Regions from separate parts of the Homo sapiens genome. Here region 1 is linked to region 2. A link is a contact called in ENCODE Hi-C data. All regions are on one chromosome and are shown on one strand. Each heading gives the region's core, a stretch centred on a gene start or an enhancer-like site at or near the end of the contact. The rest is flanking DNA. Distances are from core to core; before and after follow the strand shown. Region 1 holds the start of FTCDNL1 (formiminotransferase cyclodeaminase N-terminal like). Region 2 holds the start of PLCL1 (phospholipase C like 1 (inactive)).

What was found. Hi-C counts contacts between places; a loop is a spot of excess contacts on that map. Pooled maps may share reads with other maps.
Region 1: a pooled map shows a loop between it and region 2 (4-fold over the local background). The contact joins the promoter of FTCDNL1 here to the promoter of PLCL1 in region 2. A Hi-C loop is called at or near these places in 4 of 50 pooled maps.

The regions. Positions count from the first base shown.
Region 1 is chr2:199,848,748-199,854,433 of GRCh38, forward strand. It overlaps FTCDNL1 (formiminotransferase cyclodeaminase N-terminal like), which reads right to left and starts at 2,445. Exons shown (of 5, transcript NM_001363886.2): 1 at 1,993-2,445; 2 at 101-222. The coding sequence starts at 215. RefSeq lists a silencer at 2,226-2,505 and an enhancer at 2,337-2,911.
Region 2 is chr2:197,801,936-197,807,799 of GRCh38, forward strand. It overlaps PLCL1 (phospholipase C like 1 (inactive)), which reads left to right and starts at 2,658. Exons shown (of 6, transcript NM_006226.4): 1 at 2,658-3,404. The coding sequence starts at 3,165. LOC105373828 (a long non-coding RNA gene) reads right to left here and starts at 2,611. Exons shown (of 4, transcript XR_001739850.3): 1 at 1,774-2,611. RefSeq lists a silencer at 2,705-2,834.

The DNA.
Region 1 (5,686 bases), core at 1,195-3,694, 2.0 Mb after region 2:
AAGAAAGAAAAGTGTTCTGTAGATACAGTGTGCACAGTACAAAAATTACTAAATTATCAAAACACTATAATATTCAGCTTCAATTGTCTGTTTTTCCTACCATTTTTGTCAAGAAGAGCTGCTTTTGCTATGTTCTCAACAATGTATTTTCTTCCGGCTTCTGAAACGTTTAGTAAACAGGCAGCCAAACGGAGCCCCACTCTGGAAGAAGACATGATTTTTCTGGAATAGGAGAAAAATTTTTATGTGTCTCTAGAGTTGATTCATATTTTCATGTTTTAACTATAAAAAAATCATAACTTTTTGGAAACGAAGCAGTCATAATATGAGCACTTTACTATTTCATTCCTAGAAAAATTCTAAAGCATAAAATCTCCAGATTGACTAAAATAAGAAACCATGTGTACATGGTCACATACATATAAACCTTGTAACGACACTGGAAAATACCTGGCAGGGTCCTCAGCGTGAATTTCATCATGTAAGTGAAAGTTTTTCATTAAAGTATGTTATCCCATTTTAAGCATAGTTTTCCTTAGCCTTATCCCTGTTTTCAAGGTCTGTACTATTTTACAAACAGGTATGTTTTTTTTGTTGTTAAACTAGACTTAGTGGGGAAATGCAGAAAAAGAAAATGAGGAAGATTATTTAATATGTGGATTCTTATAAAAGAAATTCTTGCAGCAAAAATGAAAGTGTCTACAGGCCATGCCATGGACATTATACAAATAAATAAGGAAGCCATTTGGATGGTTTACATGACAATTGTCTAAGTTCCTCCTTGTTCCACCAAAGTTTCTAAATCAGTTTAAAGTCTTTTTACAAAATTCTGTAACTTGAAAGATGATACATATTCTGATACATATTATTCAATAATATCAAAAATGTGATTTTTGTTGAAAATTAATTATACAGGTTTTGGAGGTTGCTTTGATACTTTTTAGTACTCTAGAATAGCATTTTTGACACATCTTTCCATACTTCAAATGATATTCATGATCTAAAGGAATTAAAACATCTTAAAATAATAAGAAAATAATTTCCCTCTTCAAGTTCAGGACCTCATAACTTTGGTCTCTTTTAAATACCATAACTAAAAATAGATGAGGCCCTCATGAATTCATTCAACAAATATTTAATGAGGGTCTTTTTCTGACAGGTAATGTTCCCTGTGTGAGGGATACCAACCACTGTTCCCTGTGTGAGGGATACCAACCACAGTGGTCTAACTCTGAGACACGCGTTAAACTTTAGAGTTTAAGCTAAAAGTGCTCTGGTGCAAATAATGGTGCTCTCCCTCAATAAATCCACTGGCTTGTTCGCCAGGATCATTCGTTGGCCTAATCATCTTAACCTAGAGAGAGCTCAGGCTTCGTAGCTAGCTCAGGTTTGCAGGCAGGTTTTCATATCATGTCCATCATCTCATCACTGAAAATTCATAAAAATTCTGTCATTAGGTTTTTCTAGATATTAATAACATTGTTGTAATAAAGCAACCCAGACCTCTCGTTTCTATGTAAACAAAAAATTGCTTTACACAAGGGGTGTGGGCGTCTTCTGGTTTTCATTTGTTTTCAGTGTGTTTATGCAGCTTAATTGTCTCATCAGGCACTTTCCCAACATAATTATGCTTTTTAACAAATGGTGTTTATGGCAACCCCTAACAGTGCAAAAGAAAGGATTAGTTTCATCCTCTCATTCCACATTTTGATTCCCTGTGGACAGCTAAATCACACAAAGATGGTGTTAGAAAAATTCACCTTCACAGCGAAGCTGAAATGAGCGGCAGTACCAGGCTCAGAAAGTGACCCAAACGCAAGCCCCCCAAAACACTCTGTGTTTGGGACAGGGAGATCCTAGTCCTCCCAGCTCATCCTTCAATTACCATTGGATGACCTCTGGTGATAGATTAAACACTCGGCCGTCCCCCGCCCCCGCGCCTCCCCACCCGCGGAGAACCTAGCCTAGCAAGTGCAAAGTGCAGCAGTTCACCTGCCCCCTGCGCACGCACCCCACCGGCACTTGGAGGCCGCAAGGACGCTCGCCAGGCTGCCGCAACGCGTGCTGGGGCCAGAACCCCGCTGCTGGGATTCCCTGCGCGGTGCCGACTAGGTTCCTGGGTGGAGTGTCCCAGGACCACGTGGGCTGAAAGGGAACCCGAAGTGACTCCCGGCCTCCCCACAGGTCTCGCGGGACGCAGCAGCGGCGAGGGCGCGGGGTTGTGGCGCCTGGGAGCGAGGGGCAGCCGGCGGCTGCGCTGCCCCGGCCGAGCTCTCGAACCAGCGGCCGCGCCTGCCGCTCTGCGGTTTGGGAGGGGAGCGGACCTGCGAGCGCCGAAGGGCGGTGGGGCAGGGCGACCGCCCAGCCCAAGTCGCCGCCGCGCGTGGCCCGCGCGCAGCCTCCGCCGCCGCGCGTGGCCCGCGCGCAGCGTCTGCCGCCGGCTCCGCCTCCCGGACGCCCGGAGCGCGCCCCACCCCAGCCGCACACCGACCGGGCTGGCTCTGCCTCTCCCTCCCTGACCCGGCACCACGTGCCTGGCGTCCTTGAACGCTTCAGATTTTTATCAGTGTTGCCTTTTCGTTTGCTCTTCCGTATCGCCAGACCCTCCACAATTCTCTAGTCAATTAATGACTTTAAAGGGGCATTGGCATCTAATGATCAGGTCTTTGCCTATTGATCATGCACCAGCAGGGGGCTCTTCTCTCGTTTCCTTGGAAGGGACACACGCACTCACACACACCCTTCTGGTAAATCCCCTCCTGGAGGATTAGTGCCCCCCGTGACTGTGAACTGGACCCACCCCGGGACAAAAGCAGTCCTTGCGCATACCCATTTAGTCAAAGTTACAACGAATATGAATCAGGCTTCCGCATTTCCTTTTTTTCTAGGCCACTCAACCTTGAAAACACATTTCGCTTCCAAAAAATCAGGACCTGCTTTTTTTTTTTTCGTGTAGCAAGGATTAAATGTCACCATTTTGATCCAATTTTGTTCCTGTAGTGAAATAATCACTAAATAACTACTTTGACGGAATAAATTAATTTTTAAATCTATTTTTTATTTTCTAATTATAATTTTTAAACACAGATTTGAGGAAATTAACATTTATGTGGACATTTGGTTTCTAGCCTAATGTGGCATAAAAATAAGTAACATAATGAGTGTTAAAAAAAATCAGGTTCATGATGCTTCTCACATCATCATCATTGTACTTAGATGTCACAACAGTATTATGTGCGATTATGTCAGATCCAGCCTTCTCCATCTCGGAGTGTTGGCAGGTAGGAGGGTTGTTGGCAAGAGGAGGGGTGTTAACCTCAGGATCCTGGATCCATTCCAAGGCTGGTAATTACATTCTGCCAGCCAAAATTCATCCCATAATTTTAATTGGATAAATCCTTTCTGGCCTAAGCTACTGCTATGCCTGTCAAACTGTTGCCACATTTCACCCCAGAGGTGTCTGTGTTTTAGTTGCAAGAATCAGTCCCTTTGAGGTTGGCTTATCTGTTTAAATCCTCAAAATGCACTGGGATCCTATGGAATTAAATATATATTTAGGTATTTTTTTCTACTAAATCTGCATAGAAGTGCATAAAGTAGATACATACCCATGTTATTACCTAAAGACCAATACCTATCTAATGTCAGCATTCACTAGATAATTTTGAGAGCTTTTTAATCAGACCAATATTCCTAACTTTCTTCATCTTCTCTTTTGAGAGCTTTTTTGGCCTCTAGCTTTAGCTTCCGTTTTCCAAAAAAAGTAATGTGGTGTCCAAATGTTCCTTCCATGGTAGGGCAAAGAACCAGAATCCCCTGTATTTCACCTTTCCAAACAATCGGATAATGATACTACTTGCCAAATGAGACAGCGTAATAACATTACATCTAATCTTATAATATTTCTCCAGAGAAAACAGTGTGACACCTGGGGGCTTCATGGTTCTAGCTGTAGAAACTGCCAGAAGGAAAGCTTTTCCCCCCACAGCTCCTAATCCTCTCTTTCTCCCGAGAGACTGTTCCTTACGGAGCTACAGGCTATGGGGGCATTAAGTAAGATAACATTTCTGAAAGCATCCCTTTCTCCACTCTACTCACTTCAAACCCAAATGGAGAGAAAGCAGGGCCCCAGTGTTCTTTGTGGGGGGCAGCATCCGGCCCCTGCCTGAGGAGGGTAAGCATGTATTTTTGGAAAATACAAGGAGACACATACCAACCTGTCCCATGAGAAGTTTAGCGATACGATTGAAAGTATTATTTTGTTCTCTTCAAGAATGGAAAGTTACCATCGGTTACTTTAGGTGTACCGCATGTACTCCTGCCCATTTCACTACATAAAAGAGCTTTATGTCACATTTCTGTGTGCATCTTAAGTCTCTCATTTTTATTTAACTTAGCATTCTTTGGAGGGAGTCTTCCTACTTTTTGAATTAATGTATTATTCTGACTCCTTGATTCTTCTGCTAAATTCACCTTGTGGGCATTAGTTCTTTTGCTCATTATGGTTCCTGTCCAGAAAGATATAAGCCCTGGAATAGAGCAACTGAAACTCCCATGGGTCAGTTCTATCTACGACAACTGCTGTTCTGTAACACTCCCATTGGCTTCCTGTTAGACAAAGAGGACACTTTTCTTTACCCTTTGTTTTCGTTTTTGCAAGCAGGGAGAACTTAGTTCTTGTAGGAGACTTTCCTGACCCAACTGAGCTGAAGAGGGTAAAAGGGAGAGGCTGTGCTCACTGTGGCCTCACAGATCTACCTGAGCCCACAGCCCAGGTGTTGGTTGAGCAGGGCCAGGATGAAGGTAAGGTCAGTGAGGCGTTCACCCTGGGCACAAAATGTAAGTAGGTGCCAAAAAACTCAGGGATGCGACATTTTTTAAAATAAAAATTAATGCAGAAAAGAAATGTGGTGAACAAAATATCAAAATCTTAAGTAAAGACAGGATCCGACCCTGCACTTGCCTCTCAACTCAGCCTCACTGACCTCACCCTGATCCTGGCCCTGGGATTGTCCGCTTGTGCCAACCTGTTTCTGATTGTAGGCCTGAGAGGAAACTGTGCCACTCCGCCCTGCCTGCATCCTTTCTTCTGCCCCACAAAATGGGCAACAAAACCAACAATGTCAAGGATAGAAATTTCCAGGCCAGTGGAGACATATAATTCATACTCTGTTCAAGAGTTTCTAGACCTCCATAGATAGGAGACAGCCAATTTATTTCAAAAGAAGGCAAGCCAGGCGCAGTGGCTCACACCTGTAATCCCAGCACTTTAAGGAGGCCAAGGCAGGCAGATCACTTGAGGTCAGGAGTTTGAGCCCAGCCTGGCCACCATGGTGAAACCCTGTCTCTACTAAAAATACAAAACTTGGCCAGGTATGGTGCTGCATGCCTGTGATCCCAGCTACTCAGGAGGCTGAAGCATGAGAATCACTTGAACCTGGGAGGTGGAGGTTGCAGTGAGCCAAGATTGTGCCACTGCCCTCCAGCCTGGGTGACAGAGCAAGACTCTGTCTCAAAAAAAAAAAGAGCTGGGCGCAGTGGCTCACGCCTGTAATCCCAGCACTTTGGGAGGCCGAGGTGAGCAGATCACAAGGTCAGGAGATCGAGACCATCCTGGCTAACACAGTGAAACCCTGTCTCTACTAAATATACAAAAAATTAGCCAGGCATGGTGGCGGGCGCCTGT
Region 2 (5,864 bases), core at 1,408-3,907:
ATATGACTGACATGTACTGAGGCTTGTAGGGGCAACTTGAGATTTGTAGTTAGAGAGTCCTTTCTGACGTAGTAACATTTGAATTTCCTGCTCGTTACTATTATTCATATCTTACCTTCCTACCCCTGCTCACCCCCAAATTCCAATCTGCCAATCTAGCAATTGTCACCATGACTTGGTAAAAGGTTGGGAGGCAAGAATTGTAGGTGACAGCTATTTGGAAAGAGGGACTGTTAATGCAGGGGTAGGAATGTGCCCATGGCTGCTGACTTAACTGAAACTAGCTAGTCTCTTTCAGTTTTTGAAGTGGGTCCACAAAGCAGAATCTGCTCCTGGCTAGGAGCAAGTACATAGGAGGGGTTTTTTTTTTTTCAATTGCAAACATGAGTATCAGGAAAAGCCTTCTGAGCTTATGCTGGAACACAACAATATAAACGACTTGCTAGATTAGGGTCCAACTAGTTTATCAAAGCAGAGTAATTTAGACAACAATCTTTACGGATAGAGGCTCAGAGCAAAGGAATCAGAGGGGTGTGTGTGTGTGTGTGTGTGCACTTTCACATGAGGGTGAGAGGGAAGGATGCCAAGGAAGAGAAAAGAGTCCAACTAGACATTGTCTAGTTGAAAGATACAACATTTTGCAAGTTATATGCTGTACTTTCTGGCCTCTGTTTTTTTTTAAATCACTGACCTTGAATGTTTGTTAATAAAGTGATGCTAATTTTAAAATTTGTAAAAATAAATTATTATCATAATGGTACACAAATCTGTAGGATGAGGAACTTATAAATGACATTAATATCCTATAACAAGATAATGAGTGAGATAAAGGCAGTTTTACATTTTTCAGAGGACAACCGAAGAATGGGACTTTTATTAGAGTAACAAAGAAAAATGAAGCACTGACAACTGTAAATGACAGAAGTCAAATGTAATAATAGTTGAATATCAAAGAAAAAAATGATAGCCTAAAATAAGATATATTTCTGAGGATAGCAATTAAAAATATTTCCTATATAGCATAGACAGGAATTCCCTGAACTAAAGGAGATGGAAGACATGTATGGTTGTTTTAAGTCTGGGTACACTTTATTTTCTTCCTCTAGTCTGTGCGTTGTAAAGGCATACCTGTTGAAAAGGAAACTTTTGTTGGGTTACCCCTCCTGTCTTTTAAAGATGAGGGGGAAAAAGAAGCCTTTGCTGTTATGGATGCAGTTCTCAGAATCTCACTAGAGGGTGGTGTTGGTTCTAAAACCAGAGGTCACTGCTACTCTCTACAGTACATTCATTACTAGGCTGCATTTATGTTTAAAGAAAAGGCAAAGTCAAGCCTTCTCAGTATTCCCTAGTAGTTGATAAATGTCAAATCTGAAACCTCCCAAGTGCCCCTGCCAGTTCTGGCTGGTTGTAGCCCAGAGGAGACAGATAAAGTAGTGAAGAGATTATCGGAGGAGTTGGGTGGCTGATTCTAATTTTGGCTCCTGCACTAACTAGTAGACAAGACTCCCTGGGCCTTTGTCTCAACCGTAAAACAAAAATGATGTCCTAGTTGATCCCTAAATCCCCATATATCTCTAAAATTATGAGATTCAAACCAAATTGTTGGTCTAAAATGCTGAATAATTTCTCATGCTGTTAGCCAGACTAAGGAACAAGTAAAATCTCAAATTATTAAATTATTAATAAGATAAAATGTAATGTTATAAGTGAGGTTTAATATAGATTCTAATATCAAAGGAGTTTAAAATTAAAATGCCAAGTCTTTTGTCTTACCAGGGAGCCTTAGGACCATGGTTTGCATCTGAGCATTCTGTGGATAATTTCAGTGACTTAACTCATCATCCAAAGATCTCTCCCTTCTTGGTTGCTAGCTTACTGGAAATGAGCAAAATATGTTTTTATATAGGATTATATAGAGAAAGGAGGCTGAACCATTGTCAAATAGGAATGTTTTAGGATAGAGACTAAACTCCCCACCTGCATTTATCTGACTTGGATTATATCTGTGCTTTTTAAGAGTCAGTCTTCGGAGGGATTTAGTTGGTTCAGTTTCCTTTCACCCTCATCTCTTTCACTGACTCCCTTTCCTTGTTATATTTACTCACACTGCAGAATGACCTTAGAATCCTTTCCTGGAACCTGAAGCAAATTATGGAACCCCAAGATCCCAGTAAACCCTAGTTTATCTCTGCATGGACTTGACTTCTAAGAATTGGCCTGAGAGCCTGCAATTAACCTGTGACCACGCAAAGCTTCACCCCGTCACCCCAAACGCTTAGACATTCATACTCAATACCCACTTTCCTCCAAATTGCTTTGTTTGGCAGAAGAAGGTTTCTTTCTCCCCTCTCCTTCACCCAACCTGGATTTTTGTTGCATCTCAGGCTCATTTCGCAAATCTAAACTTCCTAAAATATACACGGAGCGCCTCCGGGTTTGCACACGCGCGCGCGCGGGTACACCCTGGCTCGAGTACATTAGCCCCGCTGGGCCGGCTCCCAGTTGCAGAACACATTCCATTCTTCGCGCTCGGGCACACCCCTCCGCAGTGAGGATTGGTCGGGCCGAGCCCCCTCGGCGAGGCGAGGCTCCTAAGAGGCCCAGACGCCTGCCAATCCCCAAGGGCTGTCAAAACAAGTCTCCCTCCCTGTCACAACAGAGCTGAGTGGAGGCCGCCGCCGCCGCCGCACTTCCTGGGACCGCTGCGCCGCAGTCCGCGGGCAGGTGGCGGGTGCGCCCGGCCGCAGTCGCCCGGCTCTGGCCCCTATCGGGCCGCCGGCGTCCGGGCTCCAGAGGCCGCCTGGCTGGGCGCCCGGTGCCTTTTGTCTGGCGCAGGGCCGGCGTTTGCATCACATTTCGGATACCTCCCTCTCTTTTTCGCCTCTCCTTCTGCCTCCCGCTCACATCGCCTCCCCACTCCCGCCACCGTCCCCCGCCGGACTGCTAGCCTCCTAGACCGAAGCCCGAGGACGTCTCTGCCCGAGCGATGTCCCCTCTCCAGAAAGTTGCCGCCGCCGCCGCCGCCGCCGCCACTGCCGCCGCTGGGCGGTGAAACAAAGTCTGGCGGGGCCGCCTCCCGGTGCAGGAGCGCACCGGTGCCTAGCGGCTGGACTCCGCTGCCGGGCGTCCCGCTTTCCCCCGGGGAGCCCTAAACGCTCCAGGCCATGGCCGAGGGCGCGGCCGGCAGGGAGGATCCGGCGCCGCCCGACGCGGCGGGGGGCGAAGACGACCCCCGAGTGGGCCCGGATGCCGCCGGGGACTGCGTGACGGCGGCCTCTGGGGGCCGGATGAGGGACCGTCGCAGCGGGGTCGCACTGCCAGGCGCCGCGGGGACCCCAGCGGACAGCGAGGCGGGCCTCCTGGAGGCAGCACGGGCGACCCCCCGGCGCAGCAGCATCATCAAGGTAAGCAAAGCCGCGCCGCACCGGGAGCGTGGCTGTGGGTGATGGGTGGGTCAGGGACCCGGGCAGGATGTGCGGTGTCCGGAGGCATCCGGGCTCAGCATTGTTTTCTCCCACCTCCTTCAACGCCAAACCTTCCTTCCTTATCCGGAGGTTCCCAGACTCAGCTGTCAGCCACGAGACGCACAAGTGACTTTTTCTCCCCACTGACGGCAGAGGAAAAGTTCCGCTCTGCGTCTTTGCGTTCTGATGGATGCTTTCCCTCATTTTCTCTGCAAGCTTCACTAAACCGTTGATGGAGGGAGGAAGGGAGAACTCTGGATAAATGCAGACCCACCGGATGGTTGTGCATTGCTTTCCAATGAAGGGTTAGCTTTTCCCATACAATGAAGAAAATGCACAGCTTACTCTCAAGTGTAAAAAAAGAATCCCTCTAGACTTAAATGATCCCGAAATCCCAAGATGTGTGAACTTTCCCGGTAGGGAGGCAGAGTTTTAAGTGGACCCTGCATCACAGTAAAGAGCAATGCAAGAGCCCAGAGTTTTTGCGCTGCAGAAAGCACAACCGGAAAGCAATCAATCCCCCAAGCATTATCACTGGTCCTTGTGGTTACCACCACATCCAGGGAAAACGCTTCCTGACCCGCTAATCACCTCACAGAATTTCTCTCCATCCATTTGGCAAGGAATTTGTAAACCTCTTTCCTCCCCTTTCTCTTTCCATCTTCCTTCCACTTGGGGCTTGTTTCTTCTGTTCGAGATTTCCTCTTTTGGGAGCATGACTTTGGGGTAAGGTTATTTAGGAAAGAACCCTCGCACAGGCTCTGGAAAAGGGCCTCAGTGTAAATGCATGTGAGTAATCAATCAAATGTATGTCAGATTAAAATTGATTTTGGTGGAGCAGTCAGTATAAAACGATATGTATGTATGTATATATGTAAGTATATATGTGTGTGTGTACATACACACACACACATCCCTCAATGACAATGAAAGATGGACTTTTACTTACTATTGAATTTATTGGGTTCACTAATATATTCAAAAGCTCTGTTCAGGGTTAAGCTGCGTAACCAGTGCATCACGCATGTTGCAAGCTCCCAGCACCAGCTTAGGTAGACTAACCACAGAATGTGGCTCCAGTAAAGTCTTTTTCCCAACACTGACACATGGAAGTTTAAAATCAGTGGAGAGGTTTCTATAATATATAAAGAAGAGTGGGTGGTAATTACAAATGGCTTGTAGTAGTTTCTGTTATTTTGTGGCTTTTTGATTATGTAACAGGAGTGTTCTATTCTGGGTGTGAATTTGGACAAAGGGAAATTACTATTTTGTTTTTAACCCACAGGTCAGAAAGCACACTGTTTTCAAACTTAAAAAACATCACAATTAGGAAACACATACATTTTGGATTCTACTGTATTGATACTACATGGTGTCCTGTGTGTGTAAAACAGGCACTGCAAGAGACTTTAAAATATATGACAATAAAGAGCAAACGGCTCTATAATGTTGTAAAAAACAAAAGTAATGGAGTATAAGGAATATACAAATTCTTGCAACTGAGTTTGCCACTTGTGAATTGTACTATGCTGGTTTATATTCTCAGAAGGGTCATTGCTGAGTAATGGTGCCTCTTTTGTTTTGAAGTTTCTTTTTGTGACAAAAAAGGAGGGAGACAACAGAATATTAACTTGATTTTTCCCCTATTTAATAGTAAATGCAATTAACATTTGGTAAATGGCCTTTAAAATTAAAGATATTAGAAAATAAAGTGAATTATTATGTTAGGTTTTTATTGGAAAAGTAGCACATACATATAATTTAAAAAATCAAATGTTGCAAAGGAGTGTGAAGGAAAGACCCTCAGACACTCCACATTCCCACTTATGTAGTCCACCCTCATAGATGTTAACACTTTCTTATGTATGCTTCCAAAATATTCCATGCATGTGTAAGCAGATATATCTATATGTGTCTATGATGAACTATAGCAGCTCCTGATTTCTACAAAAAAATCTGGCTAGAGTTTTACAAGTCTCATAGTTTTAAGCATTTTTGAAGCCTAGAGGGGGTAATCTGGTAGGTCTTTGGTGGGCAGCAGTCATTGGGGTCTGTTCCCAGAGGCCTTAACGCCCTTCTAAGGAGAAAAAAAGGCAGGTGGTAAGCTCTGTTCCACTCCGTCTCTGAGATCAAGAACCTTTCTGGTGACATTCTTGAATCTGCTGCCCTGTGGTTTGTTCCCTTTAGCATAGTAAAAATGAGTTTCCAAAAAAAGTTTAGATCATATAAGAAATACATAGCACATGTTCTATATTGAGAGAAAATGCATTTTTCACAGTTTTGCCAAGAGATTTTTTTTTAAATTTGGCATTGAAATGTACACAAAGAAGAAAAGCTTTAGTACATTTTAATCAAAATATTAAATGCTGTTCCAAATAGCTGTAGTGCAGTAATAATTGA